Linked DNA regions of Homo sapiens: regions 1 and 2 are each linked to region 3. A link is a contact called in ENCODE Hi-C or POLR2A ChIA-PET data. All regions are on one chromosome and are shown on one strand. Each heading gives the region's core, a stretch centred on a gene start or an enhancer-like site at or near the end of the contact. The rest is flanking DNA. Distances are from core to core; before and after follow the strand shown. Region 1 overlaps KIF9-AS1 (KIF9 antisense RNA 1). Region 2 has its middle 18 kb from the start of MYL3. Region 3 overlaps NBEAL2 (neurobeachin like 2).

Region 1 (3,538 bases), core at 794-3,293, 220 kb after region 3:
ATTAAAAATATAGGCCAGGTGCAGTGGCTCATGCCTATAATCCCAGCACTTTGGGAGGCCAAGGCAGGAGGATCACTTGAGCCCAGGAGTTCAAGACCAACCTGGGCAATATAGTGAGAACTTGTCTCTATAGAAAGTTAAAAAAAAAAAAATTAGCCAGGATTTTTAGTGGGATGATTGCTTGAGCCCATTAAAAAAAAATTAAAGCTGTTAAAATAATGTTATATATATCATACATATATTCTTTTTTATGCTTCTTTTTTGTTTTCTTATTTTTACTTTTCTCCTCAAATTCCATTTACATATATATATATAGACAGGGTCTCACTCTGTTGTCAGGTTGGAGTGCCACCATGCCCAGCTAATTTTTTATTTTATTTTTATAGACATGGGATTTTGCCATGTTGCCCAGGCTGGTCTCGAACTTCTGGGCTCAAGCAATCCTCCTACCTCAGCCACTCAAAGTGCCAGTATTACAGTCATGAGTCACTGTGCCTAGCCTAAGTATTTTAAGATGTTATCATTTCATTGACAAGCCCACAAACAATATATCAACTATTTTTTTCTTTGGCTCCATTCGTGTATGTGTGAATTTGTGTGTTTATGCTGGGAAGTCCTGGGAAAGTTCCATTTAGTGGAAAACATGCCCAGAGGAGTTGTTCTACCCAAAGGGGAGAAAGTTGAGATAATAATCCACTGATTTATTGGTTGAGGGTTGCTCCTAAAGGTGTCGTTAACTCCCTGGCATTTGGAACTACCCTGAAGCAGATGAACACCTATGTAGACAAAGCCTTTATGTGGAAAGTTGCAGATGCTTTCACTAGGAAGCCATTAGCAGGAATGGCAAGTGCAAGGGACTGTGTCAAGGCATGACAGCATCTGCTACAGAATGTGACATTTAAAGCCGGGTGTGGTGGCTCATGCCTATAATCCCAGCATTTTGGGAGGCTGATGCAGGCAGACCACTCGAGGTCAGGAGTTTGAGACCAGCCTGGCCAACATGGTGAAAAACCCCGTCTCTACTAAAAAAAAAAAAAAAAAAAAATACAAAAAAAAAATTAGCTGGGCGTGGTGGTGCGCGCCTGTAATCCCAGCTACTTGGAGGCTGAGGTGTGAGAATTGCTTGAACTCAGGAGGCAGAGGTTGCAGTGAACAGAGATCGCACCACTGCACTCCAGCCTGTCAAGAGAGTGAAACTCTGTCTCAAAAAAGGGCCGGGCGTGGTGATTCACGCCTGTAATCCCAGCACTTTGGGAGGCCGAGGCAGGCGGATCACGAGGTCAGGTGATTGAGACCAGCCTGGCCAAGAGACCAGCCTGGCCAATATAGTGAAACCCCATCTCTACTACAAATACAAAAGTTTGCTGGGTGTGGTGGCACGTGCCTGTAATCCCAGCTACTTGGAAGGCTGAGGCAGGAGAATCGCTTGAAGCTGGGAGGCGGAGGTTGCAGTGAGCCAAGATTGTACCATTGCACTCCAGCCTGGGAGACACAGCGAGACTCCGACTCAAAAAAAAAAAAGAAAAGAAAAAAGTGACATTTAAGCAAGGACTTAGGAAAGTGAATCATGTGGACATGTAGGGAAAGAATGTTTTAGGCAGAGGAAACAGCCATTGCAAAGGCCTGGAAGCAGGAGCTGTCTGTCTGGCATGTTGGGAGGAAAAGTAAGGAAGCCCATGTGGCTGGAGTAGAGTGAGCAAGGGGACAGTAGATGAGACAAGAGTAGAGAAATCATAGAAGTCACGATTATATAGGATCTTGTGGGATGTTTTAAGGACTTGGGTTTCACTCTGAGCAAAATAGGAAACCATTAAAAATTTGAGAAGAGGTGTAATGTGATCTAACATATTTCAGAAGGTCAACCAGGGCTAGACCTGGTGGCTTGTAATCCTACCTACTCTGGAGGCTGACATGGGAGGATTGTTTTAACCCAGGAGTTCGAGGATGCAGTGAGCTAGGATCATGCCACTGCTCTCCAGCATGAGGAAAAAAAAAAAAAAAAAGGTTCAGCCAGGCTGCTGTTCTGGAAATAGAGAGCAAAAGGAGAAGCCAGGAGACAGGAAGCTGTTGCAATATCCAGGCAAGAAGTGGTGAGAAATGGTCAGATTTTGAATATAGGAGGAAGGTAAAGCCTACTGAATTTCTGGATAGATTCAGTGTGAGGTCTGAGAGAAGAGAGGAATGAAGTACAAAACTAAGGATTTTAGCCTGAGCAATTAGGCTAAGGAAGGTTATGGGTAAAGTATGTTTAGGGAGACAATTAGACATTCGGTTTTCTAGCTCACCTCTTCACCAGTGATGAAGCCTTCAGGGTGCCATCTTTATTCAGGCAGTCCCATTTCCAGCTTCCTATATGGCATGAACTGACGTCTTATTTCTCATACTTATGTGGACATTTAACCTTCAAAAGTAACAATCCGCTCACATACCTTCTCCTAGTCCCTAGAAGACATAGCCAGTTCACACGCTGACCACTCAGGTTTTCAGTTCCTCCTTTATGTTCAGCTCCTGACAGTTCCCTTTCTTGCTTGCAAATCTTACTTTGTACAGTCGTCCCTTGGTATACATGTGGGATTGGCTCCAGGGCCCCTTCCATATGCCAAAATCCACACATAAGTCCTGCACTCAGTCCTGCGGAACCTGCACATACAAAAAGTTGACTCTCCACATATGCAGATTTTGCATCCCTTGAATACTGTATTTTCAATCCACCTTTGGTTGAAAAAATCCCATGTATAAGTAGACTTGTGCATTTCAAACCCGTGTTGTTCAAGGGTCAACTGTATTTCTTTTCTCTTTTTCTTTTTTTTTGAGACAGAATCTCTGTTCCCCAGGCTGGAGTGCGGCAGCATGATCTCAGCTCACTGCAGCCTTCGCCTCCCAGGTTCAAGCAATTCTTGTGTCTCAGCCTCCCAAGTAGCTGGGATTACAGGTGTGCACCACCACACCCGGCTAATTTTTGTATTTTTAGTAGAGACAGGTTTTTGCCATGTTTGCCAGGCTGGTCTCAAACTCCTGGCCTCAAGTGATCTACCTGCCTCAGCCTCCCAAAGTGCTGGGATTACAGGCATGAACCACCACATGTGGCCTCAAGGGTCAACTGTATTTAAAAGAATGTTATATTTTAGTCAGCACCTCTATTTGTAGCAGGAATGTTTTCAGATTATCTCACCTGTCACATTGTTGCAACTGGAAGTCCCTCCAGGGGTGACTTGGCTGGCAAATTAACTCAGCAGGAACTATTTTCTGGAATGACAGACCCATCTGAATGAACACAACACCCCTACCTTCCTGCCATACTGGAAGCATCGACTCCTGGAAGCATCAGTCAGGGGAAGAGAAAGGAGCTGGAGGAGGGAGAGGGCAGAGCCCCCAAGGCAATCCTATCACTTTCTTCAACAAAATCCATGTCCATCTGCTGATGGGCTGAAGAGCAGAATCACAGGGTTTTTGATTGGATAGATACTATCCAGTTCAACCTTCAACCAGGTGCAACCTCCTTGCCAGACAGCCTACTGCTGCAGGGCCCTCACTAATG
Region 2 (3,554 bases), core at 528-3,027, 160 kb before region 3:
TCTTTCATAAATTCTTCCTCTTGTAAACTTTATGTGGGCAGATTTTTTTGTCTGTCTTGCTTATTGCTGTATTCCCAGCACCTGAAACATGTCTGGCACTCGATAAACATCTGTTAAATGAATGAATGAATCAGTGAGTGAATTAATAAATAAATAGATCCTATATAGCCTAGCAGTTAGGAAAAATAAAGAAATAAATAAATAGAAATGAAGTGGAGATAGAACACATTGATACCTGTAAGTGCTTAGTGCACTGCCTAGCACACACTAAGTGCTCAATAAATATTAGTCACCCTTATTCCTTATTGTAGTTATAGTTGTTACCTTCACGAGGAGCCTCAAGCATCTGAAAGGTGCAGGCACCAGAGCAAGCAAAATCTCCCAGCCACTATCTGTATCCAGCCGCCTGCCTCCCTGTCTACTGCATCTCCTCTCCTGGTTTCCCTGCTCCTTCTGGGGCTGCTGGTCTCCCTCTCTGCTACTGGAGCCTGTGTCCCCCTCTGGTTCCCTCAATCTTTGTCCCTCAATTACAGATGGGACTTCTGGACTCTCCACAGTGCCTCAGGCAGAGTCCCCCTAAGATATCCTGAACCCGACTGCCTGCTTCTACTCTCCTCCATTCTGTTCCCCCCATTCCACCCCTTCACTTGTTCCAGCGTCCAGGCTGTTGCCTTAGGATTCTGCTCCCACCCTGAGACCCCCCACCCCACCAACGCCGCCACATTCCACCTAAGCGCCCATCCTCTAGAAAGCCTTTGCTGACACCCTCCCCAACCTTTTGGTGCCCACAGCCTCCCCCCGACCCCCCACCGTGCTGATCCCTTACGAAGCACTCTCATTCTGCTGGAACCTCTGTGCTGTCCCTGTCTCCCCCAAGGCTGACAATTTCCCAAGCTCCCCCTCCTCCCACAATGCCCCACCCAGGAAGCCCAGGGCCTGATCTCTGGCGCCTCAGCTCCTGAGACCCCCCTCCCCCTGCCGTCTAGAAACGTTCCTGGAATCCACCGACCCTCCCCACAGTGTTCCCTCTCTAATCCCCACAACAGTCTCAACCCTACAGTGGAGGAAATGAGTGGCGAGAGGTTAAGCAATTTGCCAAGATCACACGAGGCAGGAGTAAAGCGGGGCTTGAACCCAGGGCCCTGGGCAGGGCTGGGGTGCGGGGGCTGGCAGGGTATCGACCCAGGGTACACAACACAGCAGTCAAACAGATAGACAGAGTTTTGGATGAGCCAACGGCTGAGATGGGACGAGAAGCCAGCGCCTCCTCCCTGCGCGTCTGTCTGCAGGCCAGGGGCTCACACGGGAGCCGGCTCCTGCCCCCTGGCCCAGGGCCAGCCGTCATCCCCATGAGGTCAGCCACAGCTGGCGATTTCGGGGAAATACCAGCTCCTTATTAAAAACAGGCGGTGGTCAGGCCCCCGCTGCTTTCCCAGTAGAAACTGGAGTGTTTGTTCCAAAAGGAACAAGAGTGGGCAGGGCCTGGCCAGGGCCCTGAGGCGGGAGGCTTGAGCTGCAGTACCTGGTCAGGGTGTCCCGGGAGCTGCGGGGAGAGGAAGTGGAGGGGACAGCCCCAGTCCGGCAGTCGCGGGTGGGGGCTAGCAAAGGCAGCCTGTGTGAGGGGCGGGCACCGGCCCGGGAGGGGATGGTCCCACAACACCTCGAGGCTGCGCCGACCAGGGAGGGGTTGTGGACTGTGACCTCCACAGCTGCACCCCCCACCCCGGCCCGGGGACAAATCTCAGGCAGTGGGCAAGGCCTGAGAAAAAGCAGGCTCATGGCGATAAGTCCCTCCTCTTCCGGGGTAGGCAGCCGCCACCCGCGCCCCTGTGCCCAGAGCCTGCAGCCCCCGCCTCCAGGAGATCTGCGGAGGCCTCCCCTGCAGGGGGCGCGAGTGGGCCATGCCTCCCCCGGCCCCGGCCCAGGCCCCGGCCCACCCCGCCACTCTCCGCGCCAGCACAGGCCGCCCTGCATCTGGAGCGAGTTAGGGTTGGCGGCCTGGCGGGCGGCGGCGTGAGCTCATCCCGGCCCGCCCCGCTGCGGTTTCCACGCGGCTGTGAAGGGAACAGAACACAGAAACGCCGCGCCGAGGGCCGGGCCGGAGGAGCACAGAGGAGCGGCCGCTCCTCCCGGGATGTGGGTGGGAGTGGGAGAGGCGGGAGTGTGTATCACTGGCGCGTCGCCGAGGGAGGCTGAGCCCTGGGAGCCGGCCACCAGCATGCGTCGCTGGTGTCACCGTGTGTGGTGGCTTGCGAGGGTGTGTGTGTCCCGAAGGGAAAACACTGTGCGTGTGATAAGTTGCACACCTCCCAACACACACTCCTCGTTTTACAAAAATCAGCAGCTGAGGGCAGAGGACAAGGAGGGCTGGCCAGTGCACAAACTGGGGCTTGGCTCCCACCCGGGGCCTGTGTCCCTGAGTGGATGCAGAAGCTCTGGACCAACCAGCCCAGGTGTCTGGCAGGGCCCAGGGCCCACCTCCCCAGACACACACATACTTTTCCTGGTCACTGCCCCCCTCACACTCCCCCCAAGGAGCCCAGGCATCTTCTCCTTCAGGAAGGAGAAAGGAACCCCTCACACCAGGGTATTGGCTAACAGAGACACTCACAGCCCACACGGAAACAGGAACACATACCTGGACACAGGCTCACACCTGGAAGCACACCCAAGGAAAGCACTCCTGCTCTTGGAATCCTAGTTGGGAGAGCCCACCAGCAGGCTGTGAGGCAGTGGCAAGGCTTGAAAAGGCTTCTTGGTGAGATGCCCCTTCCCTCTGCCAGGGGCTGGGAACAGGAAGGCTGGAGGTCACTGAACCTTGAACCTTAGCGGCCCCAGCACCTTGTGATGGGCCCTGAGGGTACCGCCCTGTGTGAAGGGCCTCAGAACCCCAGCACTCCCAAGGACCGGAGCCAAGGTGGGGATATGGGCACTGTAGTGATATTGATCACCAGACACCGGGGGGGGAGCTGGGCTGGAGTGGGTGCTTCGGAGCATCCAAGGTTCCCTCCACCCATCAGGCCAGTCCTCACCTTGGGCACTCGCCTCAGGGACCTACTATCCCAGCTTCGGGTAGATGTCACCCAGCTGCACTGGGAACTATGGGAGGTAGCCCAGGCCATGCAGCACCTGCCAGCCTTCCCGCCTGGGCTCACAGGGCTGTCATGCTCCCATCCTCCTCCCTTCACCCTACAGCTGGGCCATGGCTCTGAGACAGTGACCTTGCCTGCAGGATGGCACACATGAGTCTTTCACCCCTCCTTACCAGCTATTTCCCCTGGGCCCAAAGCACAGGATTGCAGAGGGCTGGTGGGGCTGAACTTGCCAGGAGCTTGGGTCCTCCATGTCCCCACCTGTGAGATAGAGAGGACACCCTATCCTGACCACTCCACCACAGGGTGCCTAAACTGTAAAGTGCATCTGCAGTACCCACGGGGGTCTTCAGCTCCCAAAACACTGGGGCAAGCTGGGTGAGGGATGTTATTTAACTGGAATGGCTATGGTTTGCAGAACCAGAGCTTCCAAATTACTTAGCAAAGCATGTTTGCTTTTTA
Region 3 (3,559 bases), core at 1,019-3,518:
GTGCTACCCCCGTGGGCCAGCTCTCCTGAGGACTTCATCCAGCAGCACCGCCAGGCTCTGGTGAGGAAGGAACCACAGGCAAACGGCAGGCAGCCGGGGTTCTGAAGATCATGGGGGGTCAGCTGTCCCTGCACTGATTGCTGCCTCCCTACTCTCAGGAGTCGGAGTATGTGTCTGCACACCTACACGAGTGGATCGACCTCATCTTTGGCTACAAGCAGCGGGGGCCAGCCGCCGAGGAGGCCCTCAATGTCTTCTATTACTGCACCTATGAGGGTGGGCAGTGCGCTGGACTCCAGTCAGGGCCAGGACAAGATCAGGTCGGGTGGATGCAGAGGGCACGCAGGGAGCCCTGACTGCTCTGCCTGCCTTCCCAGGGGCTGTAGACCTGGACCATGTGACAGATGAGCGGGAACGGAAGGCTCTGGAGGGCATTATCAGCAACTTTGGGCAGACTCCCTGTCAGCTGCTGAAGGTAAGGCCAGCTTAGAGGATAGTGGCCAGGGATGCCCATGCCATGGTGCTGACCAGCCACTTACCCACAGGAGCCACATCCAACTCGGCTCTCAGCTGAGGAAGCAGCCCATCGCCTTGCACGCCTGGACACTAACTCACCTAGCATCTTCCAGCACCTGGACGAACTCAAGGCATTCTTCGCAGAGGTGAAAGGAAGACAAGACCTCAACTTTATATTCTGTGAAATGGGTTTAACCCCACTGTCCTTACCAACCACGTGGGGCAGATGGGAATCCTAATCAAGGTCACTGATTTCAAGGCACCTTAGAAAATGAGCTAAACATGGGAAGAGTATGGGGGCAGGAGGGGTGCCTTCTTCATCAGGGCCAGGATAAAGTGTCGACTCAACAAGCTCTGAAAGCCTTAGGGAGATCAGGAGGGAGATCTGTCCTTGGACCCCTTCCATCGCCTTCCTAGACAGGAACATTCCTGAATGTTGCCCCCAGGCCTGACTTTTTTTTTAGGTTTCCCTCTCTTCCTGCCTTTGGGCTAGGGGGACAAGGAATAACAGGGTGAGAGGACCAAGTTGAAACTAAGTGTGATACTCTGGAAGCATCTTCCATGTCTGTCCCAGCTTCTCACCCACTTTCTGAGATGCCCTCCTAAAGTCTCTGCCTGTTTCTTGGAGGGAACCTCTGCATCTGTGACACCTACTCTATGACCCCTGGGGACTGACAGTAAAGGAAGGGATGATGCTTCAGGGAGCAGATAGTGTAATCTGATAGTACTCAGGCATAGCTAGGCCTGCCCTTGCCCCTGCAGGTTGTCAGTGATGGTGTACCCCTGGTGCTAGCCCTGGTCCCCCACCGGCAGCCCCACTCCTTCATCACCCAGGGTTCCCCAGACCTGTTGGTAAGTGCATTGTGCAGAGCCCCAGCTCAGCTCCACTCCCCCTTGCCTCTGCCAGAAACCCACCTCTGCCCCCTCCTGCCTGCAGGTGACTGTGAGTGCCAGTGGGCTGCTGGGCACCCACAGCTGGTTGCCCTATGACCGCAACATAAGCAACTACTTCAGCTTCAGCAAAGACCCCACCATGGGCAGCCACAAGTAGGACAGAGGGCTGTGGGTGGGGTGGGCTACAAATGCCCTGCACCCGGAATTATTCCCCTCCCTAATCAGAATGTAGGCCAGCTGCAGGGGAAAGGTCTGGCCAGGCTCCCTGAGGGCCTGGGTCTCTTCCATGTGGCCTGGCCTCACTTGCTATCCCCCTCACTGGGTCAGGACGCAGCGACTGCTGAGTGGCCCGTGGGTGCCAGGCAGTGGTGTGAGTGGACAAGCACTGGCAGTGGCCCCGGATGGAAAGCTGCTATTCAGCGGTGGCCACTGGGATGGCAGCCTGCGGGTGACTGCACTACCCCGTGGCAAGCTGTTGAGCCAGCTCAGCTGCCACCTTGGTATGAACAGCCTTGGAGCTGGGGAGAATGAGGCACACAGGTATGGGGCCGGGTTCTGAGGCTGGCCAGGGCGGATGTGACTCCTCCGTTCTGCCTGTACCCTCCCCTTCCCATGCAGATGTAGTAACCTGCCTTGCACTGGACACCTGTGGCATCTACCTCATCTCAGGCTCCCGGGACACCACGTGCATGGTGTGGCGGCTCCTGCATCAGGTGTGCCTCGTGGGCAGCTCTGTGGGGCCCCCGTAGCCCAGACCTGCAGCCCATCCGTCCCTCAGTGGCCTTCCAGTCCTGTCCTCCTCTAGTCTTGGACAAGGCCTTCATTTCCTGAGCCTCAGGGGACAGTCCTAAGCCAACCCTGGTCCTCCACAGGGTGGTCTGTCAGTAGGCCTGGCACCAAAGCCTGTGCAGGTCCTGTATGGGCATGGGGCTGCAGTGAGCTGTGTGGCCATCAGCACTGAACTTGACATGGCTGTGTCTGGATCTGAGGTGTGTGTATGCATGTGCCCTGGGGAGGGTGAGTTTCCTGGGCAATCCCCCTGGAGCCCAGACTCCTGCCCAGGACCCTAAGTTGCCTTCCTGCAGGATGGAACTGTGATCATACACACTGTACGCCGCGGACAGTTTGTAGCGGCACTACGGCCTCTGGGTGCCACATTCCCTGGACCTATTTTCCACCTGGCATTGGGGTCCGAAGGCCAGATTGTGGTACAGAGCTCAGCGTGGGAACGTCCTGGGGCCCAGGTATGGGGAAGGGGTGCCCAGCAAAGATGGAGGGGCAGTTGGGATCCTGTCCTTGCTGACACTCCCTGCTTCCTCCAGGTCACCTACTCCTTGCACCTGTATTCAGTCAATGGGAAGTTGCGGGCTTCACTGCCCCTGGCAGAGCAGCCTACAGCCCTGACGGTGACAGAGGACTTTGTGTTGCTGGGCACCGCCCAGTGCGCCCTGCACATCCTCCAACTAAACACGTAAGCCCCCCATTTATGGGTTCATGGCCCCTGAAGGTGGTGGTCATTGGTGTAGGATAAAGGCCCTAGGAACCCACACACCATACATGTTTGTGGGCACATATTTCAAGGTTTGTTACCTGTCCCTTCATCTTCCCATGGGGAGGTCTTGCCCTGGGCCTCCGCTTAGCCACAGTTGTGGGAGATTTCTTTGTGTATAAGAATTTCAATTTAACCATCCTTAAAATGAGGACAGAGAGGGTATATGGGATAAGGGATATCTGCTGGTCGCAAAGCCCCCTTGCAGTCGCAAGTTGGTGTATATCCCCTCTCCCTTCCAGACTGCTCCCGGCCGCGCCTCCCTTGCCCATGAAGGTGGCCATCCGCAGCGTGGCCGTGACCAAGGAGCGCAGCCACGTGCTGGTGGGCCTGGAGGATGGCAAGCTCATCGTGGTGGTCGCGGGGCAGCCCTCTGAGGTGAGGATGGGGCGGGGGTGGGGAGGCCCCTCGAACGGGGCGGGGCGTGGCGCGGCGATCCCAGCTGATCCTACTCAACCCTTACGCCCACCAGGTGCGCAGCAGCCAGTTCGCGCGGAAGCTGTGGCGGTCCTCGCGGCGCATCTCCCAGGTGTCCTCGGGAGAGACGGAATACAACCCTACTGAGGCGCGCTGAACCTGGCCAGTCCGGCTGCTCGGGCC

What was found. A loop is a pair of places that touch in the nucleus more often than their neighbours do. ChIA-PET counts read pairs that join two places held with the same protein, here RNA polymerase II (POLR2A). Pooled maps may share reads with other maps.
Region 1: a pooled map shows a loop between it and region 3 (3-fold over the local background). The contact joins two enhancer-like sites. A Hi-C loop is called at or near these places in 1 of 168 maps with a recorded cell type or tissue (GM12878), 3 of 37 single-sample maps with no recorded cell type and 4 of 50 pooled maps. POLR2A ChIA-PET finds 5 or more read pairs at or near these places in 1 of 52 experiments (activated CD4-positive, alpha-beta T cell).
Region 2: a pooled map shows a loop between it and region 3 (5-fold over the local background). The contact joins two enhancer-like sites. A Hi-C loop is called at or near these places in 7 of 37 single-sample maps with no recorded cell type and 4 of 50 pooled maps.

What each region holds. Positions count from the first base shown.
Region 1 is chr3:47,223,353-47,226,890 of GRCh38, forward strand. The region is part of intron 2 of KIF9-AS1 (KIF9 antisense RNA 1); the gene reads left to right. Among named protein-coding and RNA genes, the nearest start is that of SNORD13J, 25 kb to the right of the region's middle. Within about 2 kb of position 2,044, at least 2 of the 41 ENCODE cell types and tissues checked have a DNase peak (open chromatin) inside an H3K27ac peak, as active enhancers do.
Region 2 is chr3:46,844,159-46,847,712 of GRCh38, forward strand. No RefSeq gene overlaps it. Among named protein-coding and RNA genes, the nearest start is that of MYL3, 18 kb to the right of the region's middle. RefSeq lists silencers at 1,579-1,678, 1,729-2,008 and an enhancer at 2,101-2,834. Within about 2 kb of position 1,778, at least 32 of the 41 ENCODE cell types and tissues checked have a DNase peak (open chromatin) inside an H3K27ac peak, as active enhancers do.
Region 3 is chr3:47,005,788-47,009,346 of GRCh38, forward strand. NBEAL2 (neurobeachin like 2) reads left to right here. Exons shown (of 54, transcript NM_015175.3): 42 at 1-60; 43 at 159-276; 44 at 378-475; 45 at 546-662; 46 at 1,279-1,368; 47 at 1,454-1,563; 48 at 1,738-1,910; 49 at 2,029-2,123; 50 at 2,283-2,399; 51 at 2,496-2,654; 52 at 2,733-2,881; 53 at 3,202-3,337; 54 at 3,432-3,559. The coding sequence ends at 3,533. Among named protein-coding and RNA genes, the nearest start is that of NBEAL2, 28 kb to the left of the region's middle. RefSeq lists a silencer at 3,333-3,559 and an enhancer at 3,472-3,559. Within about 2 kb of position 2,269, at least 3 of the 41 ENCODE cell types and tissues checked have a DNase peak (open chromatin) inside an H3K27ac peak, as active enhancers do.